Regions from separate parts of the Homo sapiens genome. Here region 2 is linked to region 1. The links are chromatin contacts, found by Hi-C in ENCODE. All regions are on one chromosome and are shown on one strand. The core of a region is the stretch at or near the end of the contact, and the rest is flanking DNA. Distances in the headings are between cores, read along the strand shown. Region 1 overlaps LOC105374217 (a long non-coding RNA gene). Region 2 overlaps FNDC3B (fibronectin type III domain containing 3B).

The links. A loop is a pair of places that touch in the nucleus more often than their neighbours do.
Region 2: a map of Calu3 shows a loop between it and region 1 (2.7-fold over the local background). The contact joins two enhancer-like sites. A Hi-C loop is called at or near these places in 1 of 168 maps with a recorded cell type or tissue (Calu3).

What each region holds. Positions count from the first base shown.
Region 1 is chr3:171,951,378-171,955,886 of GRCh38, reverse strand. LOC105374217 (a long non-coding RNA gene) reads right to left here. Exons shown (of 4, transcript XR_924718.4): 2 at 3,932-3,966. Among named protein-coding and RNA genes, the nearest start is that of TMEM212-AS1, 53 kb to the right of the region's middle. Within about 2 kb of position 2,359, at least 5 of the 41 ENCODE cell types and tissues checked have a DNase peak (open chromatin) inside an H3K27ac peak, as active enhancers do.
Region 2 is chr3:172,257,053-172,261,124 of GRCh38, reverse strand. All of the region lies in intron 6 of FNDC3B (fibronectin type III domain containing 3B), which reads right to left. Among named protein-coding and RNA genes, the nearest start is that of GHSR, 190 kb to the left of the region's middle. Within about 2 kb of position 1,704, at least 14 of the 41 ENCODE cell types and tissues checked have a DNase peak (open chromatin) inside an H3K27ac peak, as active enhancers do.

The sequences.
Region 1 (4,509 bases), core at 1,110-3,609:
CTACAGCAGGAATTTTTTTTATACAAGTCACTGGAATTATTCAGCTGCTTGAGTGATTTGCCTGTTCCTGAATAAAACCCTTGCTCGGAAGCCAAATCACTCTTATTGGTCAGCTTCAAAATTCCATAGGTGTGCTTAGACTCAAAGAAAATGAAGATTTCTTAAAAATGACCAATTTTGTTTTGTTGGTGATGCATAAAGGTTGGAATAGGACGGTTTCTGATTATTCTCCGGTGATTCATACAATTCATTTTTGTTTTTAAAACACACCTAAGACATTTCTCTTTCTGTGTCCTTATGAAATGGTGGGGAGGGGATCCTTACATACGCATAACCTACCTTTTCTGGCCACTGATAACATCTGTCCTTCTGGAAGTGGATTAAATCAAAGCATAGGAGTGCCTTTTTTTTTTTTTTTTTTTTTTTTTTGCCAGTTTTCACAGTAAAAGAAACAGAATGTAGAAACCATAACCATATTGACCTTCTAGACGAAGCCCAGTAGGATGAAAGTAACATTTCTACAAGACAGCATGTCATAAAAGGGGCTTGTAAAGACAAAATCATTAGACGACAAGTACGCTTCATTGAAAAAGAGGTGCATTTTTCTATTGTTCCAAGTATTGTGTAAGGCAGGAAGATGGAGAATAATATTCAATGCATCTGCAAAGGAAATGAGTCCCAAAAATGCCTTATTTGGTGCTTTAGTCAAAAAGGCCACCTGTCTCATTTACCAAATAAGCAGTTTTTTTTTTCATTCCTTTTATAAGATCAAGCCCACTTCTCTGAGGAATGAATCAGAGGCATTGCATTTACCACATAAATAACTGATTGAAGTAAGTGATTTACCTTTTCCTTATTTTATCACATAAAAAAGGGCAATGATTACATGTAACACCTAATTCTTATTGCCTTATTGATTACGTCTGAATGCTGACCATGCTTTTACTAAAGAGACAATGCTATGTTCTCAGATTCTCAAAATGAGCAGGCCAGATTACTTAATCAAATCTATAGTAGGAAGTCCAGAGCTGAACAATGCACTAGCTGGTGTGTTTTGACTTCACTGTCTCCATGGTAACATGCACGAACAAATTACGAAAAATATGAACGATTTGTCTGAAGGGCAGAAATTTGCCAAATCTTATTTAGTCTAATTAGTTTTAAATTAATGATATTTTAGGTGATTAAAATGTTTTTCCAAGAATTCTCATGCAAAAAAAAAAAAAACTATTGCATTTACTGACTTTGGTATAATGTTCATATTTTTAGAGTAAGCTGGTTGTGGAGTGAGAGTTACTAACTTGCATAAATTAAAATGATAAGCATTTCAACGTGGTAAGAAGCCAAAACAACAGTTTAAAAAGTAAACATTTTAGTTCATCTGATTATTTAACATACTGAGAATGCATTTCTTAAAAGCATGTATATACATTTTAAATGTAAGTATTTTCTGATTTTAGGCAAATCATAGTAGCCTATGCAAGCTGTGTACTAAGGGACTGAACTGGAATACAGCAACAGGCAAAGCTTCAGGAATCAAGAAGGCAAGAAAAGTGACACTCCAGAAAATACAAAGTCCCACAGCTCTCTCAATTCACGTTAAATCTGGACTATCTAGAAGCTGTTTTCTTCTATCAAAGGCCAAAGTGAGTGGCTCATGCCTGTAATGTCAGCACTTTGGGAGGCTGAGACAGGATGCTTGCTTGAGGCCAGAAGTTCAAGACCAGCCCGGGTTATAAAGCGAGAGCTCATCTCTACAAAAAAACAAAACAAAACAAAACAAAAGGCTAAAGTGAGGTACGTAATTCTTCCCACTGCCATAGCTTAAAGAAGCCTACAGGATAGGTCAAGAACCAAGCTGCTATGGCAGGAATTGTATGGAGTGTGCTGGAGACAACAAGGAGTCTCCTTTTGCTCTGTAAAATTAATAACGAGAGTAGCTAGAGTTATGGAAAAGAGGTTTGGTGAAGAGTCAAAAAAAAAAAAGCAAAAGCCCTGAGCTTTGAGCACCTGCACACAGAGAGCCGGAGCTCTCTCCGCAGTTGGTGTTAAATGACTGAACACAAGGAAGTAATTGTTCCTGCACTAACTAACTAGTGCAGGATTCTGAGAAAAGGTTCAATAGACAATGGAACGATGGAAACGGGGGAAAAATCTGAGAGAGAGAGAGAAAGAGAGGAGTTCCCTTAGACTGGTGACTGGTGAAAACCTTTCACAGTTCCTCAGTGAAGAAAGCTAGAGACCTTGGTGAAGAAACATATTGTCTATTTTAATGTGATTTCTCCCTCTCTGTTTACCAAACACATTCCATAGTGTACTGTCATCATTAATAAAGCTTCATAAGGTTCTGAATTTTGAGATACTATTGTTAAGGATTCATAGCTGATCCAGGAGACTTAGAGTGACAATTTTAGTCCAAATTCTCGTATGCAAAGTAGGCAGACTAGTCAAGCAACACCTTTTCAGCACTCTGCCTTAACCAATCCTGTATCTGAGTACGCTGCATGTATCCCTGGGTACTGTGGCCAAAACAGAGAGAACTCCTGCTTCCAGTCTGCCCACAAACCAGGAGACAGTCATTCAACAGAGCAATAAGACTACAAAATGGATCTTCTTCTGGTGTTAGAGATGAAGAGAAACTAATTCCTCCTTGTTTTTTACAACAGCAGTTTGAGTAGAGTTTAGGTATGTAAATAAATAGTTCAACAGAGAAAAGAAAAGATAAGTTAACATAATAAAGTTAGTTACTGGTTTTTTGTATATTATTAATGCATATATTAGTGGCATTTTCTGGACTTTAGAAAATGCCTTTGCTGCCAGATAGATTTTATGCTCATCAAACACACACACACACACACAAAGGTAACTATGTGAGGTGACAGATATGTTATTTAACTTAATTGTTGCAACCACTTCACAATGTCCACGTATACCAAAACATCGCATTGTGCACCTTAAATATATTCATTTTTTACTTGTCAATTATATCCTAAAAAAATCTGGAAAAAATAAAAATAAATTTAAAAAATGCTTTTAAAATCTGTGTACTCAATGTAAAGGCTAAAAATATAATGCCTCCAAAAGAAAATGAAAAATATCTTTGTGATCTTGGAATTGGCAACAGTTTCTTAGATAAAACAGAGAAAATATTAACCATTAAAAATTAGTAAATTGGACTTCATCAAAATGAAAATTTCTGCTCATCAAAAGACATTGTTAAGAAAATGAAAAGGCAAGCCACAGAATGGGAGAAAATATTTAAATACTTATGTCTGACAGAATATATAAAGAATTCATACAACCTAACAACAACATGAACAAATATATATATTTACCTAAAAAATCTGTAAACAAATATTGAGCTGTCATTAGTAATATGCTTTTTTTTTTTTTGACAGTGTCTCACTCTGTCATCCAAGTTGGAGTACAATAGTGAGATTTCAGCTCACTGCAATCTCTGCCCCCTAGGCTCAAGCCATCCTCCCACCTCAGCCTCCCGAGTAGCTGGGATTACAGGCATGTGCCACCACACCTGGCTAATTTTTATATTTTTTGTAGAGACAAGGTTTTGCCATGTTGCCCAGGCTGGTCTCAAATTCCTGAGCTCAAGTGATCCACCTGCCTCGACCTCCCAAAATGTTGTGATTAAAGGCGTGAGCAACTGTGCCCAGCCAGTAATATGCGTGTTGAAGGGTAAAGTGTACTGATGGGTACAACTTACTTTGGAATGCATTAAAAAATAAGATGGGTTGATGGATGAATGAGAGAATGGATACACGATAAAGTAAATTAGCAAAATGCTACTTGTAGAATTTAGGTGGTGGGTATTGGGACAATAATTGTCCATTGTACAGTTCCTTTCTTTTTTTCTGTATGTTTGAAAAATTTCATAACAAAATGTTGAGAAAAAAAAAGTTAAATATTCACTTACCTCATGATCCAGCAGGTTATCTTCTAGATATTTACCTAAAAGAAATAAAAACTTATGTTCACACACAGATTTATATAAGAATGTTTACAGAGCATTATTCATACTACTTCTAAGCTGGAAAGGTATCCATCAACAATGGAATGGATATGCAAATTGTGGTATGTTATACACTGGATAAGTATTTAGCAATAAAAAGGAATGAACCATTGATCCAAAGAACAAGATGGCTAAATCCCAAAAACTGTATGTTGAGCCAGAAAAACCAGAGGCAAAATTCAGAGAACAGGTTTAGAACAGTGATTGCCTGTGAGAGGTGGAAAGTGACTGGAAGGGGCACAGAGAACTTTCTCGGTTGATAGATAGAATGTTTTTATCATGGCTGGGTGCAGTGGCTCACACCTGTAATCCCAGCCCTTTGGGAGGGAGGCTGAGGTGGGCAGATCACTTGAGGTGATCTGAGGTCAAGAGTTCAAGACCAGCCTGGCCAACATGGTGAAACCCTATCTCTACTAAAAATACAAAAATTAGCTGGGCATGGTGGTACATGCTTGTAGTCCCAGCTACTTGGAAGGCTGAGG
Region 2 (4,072 bases), core at 455-2,954, 310 kb before region 1:
CATGGTGTACAAGTTGCCAGGTGTAAGGAAAGGTTGTGAAAGACTTGGAAATTTAGTGGGTTACCCAGTTAGTTTATCCATCTAGCTTAACTAATTGCCCTAATGCAAGGAATGTGGGTGGGAGAAAAATAAATATAGAGAAGTTGTTGTTTGCCCATCGCCTCCAGCTAATGTCCCCTGAAATCTCCCCCTTTTAGCAAAGTAACTTAGAGTGGTTAATTTGCTGAGTGGGTTCAAACAGAATCAAGCAGGCCTGTCAGACCCCATTCTGTGGGCTCACACAGAGAATTCAACCAGAGAGGTGACAGGGAAAAAGCACGGAGAGAGGACTGCATTTTATTCTTGCCCAGAATTCAGCAGGTTGTTTGTGGGTTGGCAATAGTCCGAGAACCTTTTTTGGGGAGTGGATGCCCCTCTGAACTCTCCCCTATCTCAAGTCCTTGGCATTCACTATTACTTAACACTGACCCAGCCTGCAGGACGCCTTGCCCAACAGCATTCTGATGGGCATGCTCACAAGCTGAGGTTATAATAAAATGGCCCACAGAAAGCAGTTCTCACAAGGAAAAAATCTCATGGTCTTTCTTCACCAATACCACTACATTTTTAAAGCACTTAGTGTCTGAAATTGTACTAAGAGCTGATGATAGTCCTCTGAAAGAGATGCCATTAATTACCCCTATTTTCTACATACAAGAAAGAAATGAAGCCTTGAAAGATGAACTATCATGCCCAAGGGCACATAGTTCCCAAGTGGCTGAATTGAGACTAAACCAAGATCTGCAAGGTCCCAACTAGTACATATTTTAAATATGCTTCTGAGTATGGCACTTTTGTGATGACGATCTCTAACCCAGTTAAATTCAGAATTCAACTTAGCTAAATGAAAGAAATAACATATAGAAGTTTCAAATCAATAAAATTGAAGGTTACAAATATACCAGAAACAAACCATATCATCACTTATACCTGCTGTTTAAAGGGTTCTTTGGGATGACATTTATTTTACCAACATGGGTTCTGATGTCATCTAAATGCTGTCATGATCAGTTCCCAAGAAAGCAAAAAGGCAGAGAAAATAACATGGGTTTACAGAGTTCAGTACTACATATGGTAAAAACTAATCAAAATTCTGACCTCAAACTTCTGGTGAACATTCATTTCAAAAGAAAACTCAACGAATTATTTTTGCATGCTTTTTGTCTTTATATGCAAGTGAAAAATGTGAAGCTTCAAGTATGATTTAATGGGTTAAGACTTCTTAACTTGACATGACAAAAATATCTCATTTTGCCTGTTGAAAGAATCATGTAGTAAACATCTTTAAAACATTCCAGATTGCAACAAAAATACGAGGGGGAAAGGGCAAAAGGCAAAAGATAGGATAAGTGATGTAACTTAATAAAGACAATTATATACTCTACTAATTAACAATTTGGGCCACCATGGTTTCCTCTTTGTTGAGCTGTAAATTTGCCTTTGCACTAGTAAAATCAACATCCCAGTAAGAGGGAAAAAAATCATCATAAAGGGGTCTTACAGAAAAGTAGTTATTCACAGTTTGATTTCTCCAGCCTTGGGCCTGCAGGATAAGGCCCAAGTCAGAAAGCGCATGTTAATGAGCAGCATGCTCCTTATGAAACAGGCTTCTGTCCCCAGAACTATCTCCATCCCACACATAGACAGTTGCAAGGCGTTCAAGTGCGCTCGGCCCCTAACTAGAGTCACTCAGAGGCCTCTATAACTAAGCAGAGAGATCTGGCAGCCTACGCTTGAAATGGAAGTGGCGATGTTAATTGTCCAGTTTCCTGCCAAGAAGAATGCCTCATGTCTCTTGCATTCTAATCCAGGGGTCCCCACTGTCCTTTGAAAAAATAAAAGTTATTTGGGCTTGTTTGGACTATTTTTACTTTTCAGACTGTAATTGGCAGCCAGATGGATGAATTCCACTGACCTGAGCTCACTTTTAACTTTTCTCATGTTTTCTTGATATTTTTGCAATACTCAGAATTTATATGCAGCTATAGACAGGTGAAAAAACACAGGATTCATCATCACCTATAGACTTGAGAGATAAAGCAATATTAAAAATGTATCTAGAAACAGTACAGTGTTCAAATGCAGTAAGGGAAGCAGATACTCTGGGGGAAAAGAAGAACCCTGCCAACTCCAGCCTTCCAAAACACCTCGTCTGAGCATGCCTAGGATATGTGCTCACAAGACAGAAAAAGCTTACAAGAGAAAGAGGAAATCTGCCACTTGTGAAGTGCAAAAGCCCTACTAAATATCCTACTTTAATCAGAAAACAGAAAAGCACAAGCATTATCTGTTACAGGGAGCCAAGACCAAAGAGATTCCAAAAGAAAATCTGTCTTGACTCCCAACATTCCAGACCTTATTAACATTAAGCACGTCATTCCAGACAAAGGAAACCACTGTCAGCCCTGCGCAGGTGGATGCTGCTATGCCCTCCCAGAGCCCAAGCCATTCAGCAAAAGGATAGACTCCAAGGACCCAAAAATATCCACAGTCTCAGACCCCCAGAGGGAAAAAACGCCATCCCAAACCTTGGTGCGCTGTGACTTCTCATTATGAATAATTACTGTTATTGTGAATACACTTTCTTGCTGCTTTGGGGGAAGTAAAGCTGTAGTCTGATTCTGGTTTCTGAGCAATGATCACAAAATATAAGAATAGTAAGAGAAAAAATGCCAGGGAGGACCACCTGAGAAAGAATTAGAATACAAAGAACCGGTAATAAGGAACACTGCTGGAGTCAGAAAGCAATCTGCGAACTCTGAAAGACAAATGCACAAGAATAATGCCCTCATCACTGGCTTTCGGTATCATAACCAGAACCTGTGAGTCTATGTCGTGGAATGTGATCTAAAATGCAACTGAGTCTTTGGATTGTTAACAATTCCAAAGGTCAAATGCCAAGAGTATGCTGTACGTTCATTTTCTTCCGTATTTGGAATTCTTGCCACTTTGTCCCAATTTTTCCCATATGGCAGTATGACTTCTAGAAGAGTTCACATAAGCTGCTACCTATATGTTAGTCACACAAAAGGAACTCTTCCATCACTAGTATATATTTATCATGATACAGATAGTACAAGGAACATACTTCAACTTAAACCAAGTGTTCCAACTGAATGCCTCCCACCCGCCGCTTTCCCACCCCTGCCATTTAAAATCTTGGTTAAAAATTGCTTGGCACTCAAAGAGCCAGCAGTTCTCAAATGCTACTGTGGCTTATTATTACCTGGAGTGCCTGATGAAACATAGATTGGTGGGCCCCACCTACACAGCCTGTATTCAGTAGGTCTGGGGCAGGTCATAAGGGTACATGTCTCACAAGCTTCTAGATGGTACTGATACTGCTGGTCTGAGCCCATGAGTAGCCAGGACCCAGGTGAGGGCTGGATCCCTGGGAAAGCCTTGTGGAGGGTGACAAGGACCCAGGTCCTCCACTCAAACCACTGGAGTTCTAGTGCTGTCTGCTTTCAGAGTGCGTGTGTGTGTGTGTGTGTGTGTGTGTGTGTGTGTGTGTGTATGAATGCGTGTGATGTGGTAGGGGTGAAGGGATACTGTATTTAAAACTGGTAATCCACACAAGATTGCCTGAAAAGAGAGGCAATGTGCTCATTGATAAGATTTTGAAAATCACTGACTGTAACTCACCTGTTCATTTTACTGAAAGGGAAACCACGGCTTAGTGAAATGACATGTTCTATGTCACACAGTCCAGAACGCCGATTATTTAAAATCTTACAATTCCATTCTGTTTTTAAAATGTAAAAGTCATATATGAAAAAGACATCCTCACTCTTAGGGTAAGCCCCAGGAACAAAGTGAAAGTCAACAATGTCAACTGCACACAGCAAATTTTTATACATAAAAAAGTGTTTGGAGGCCAGGCGCAGTGGCTCACACCTGTAATCCCAGCACTTTGGAAGGCTGAAGTGGGTGGATCACCTGAGGTCAGGAGTTCAAGACCAGCCTGGCCATCATGGCGAAACCCCATCTCCACTAAAAATACAAAAATTAGCCAGGCATGGTGGCAGGTGCC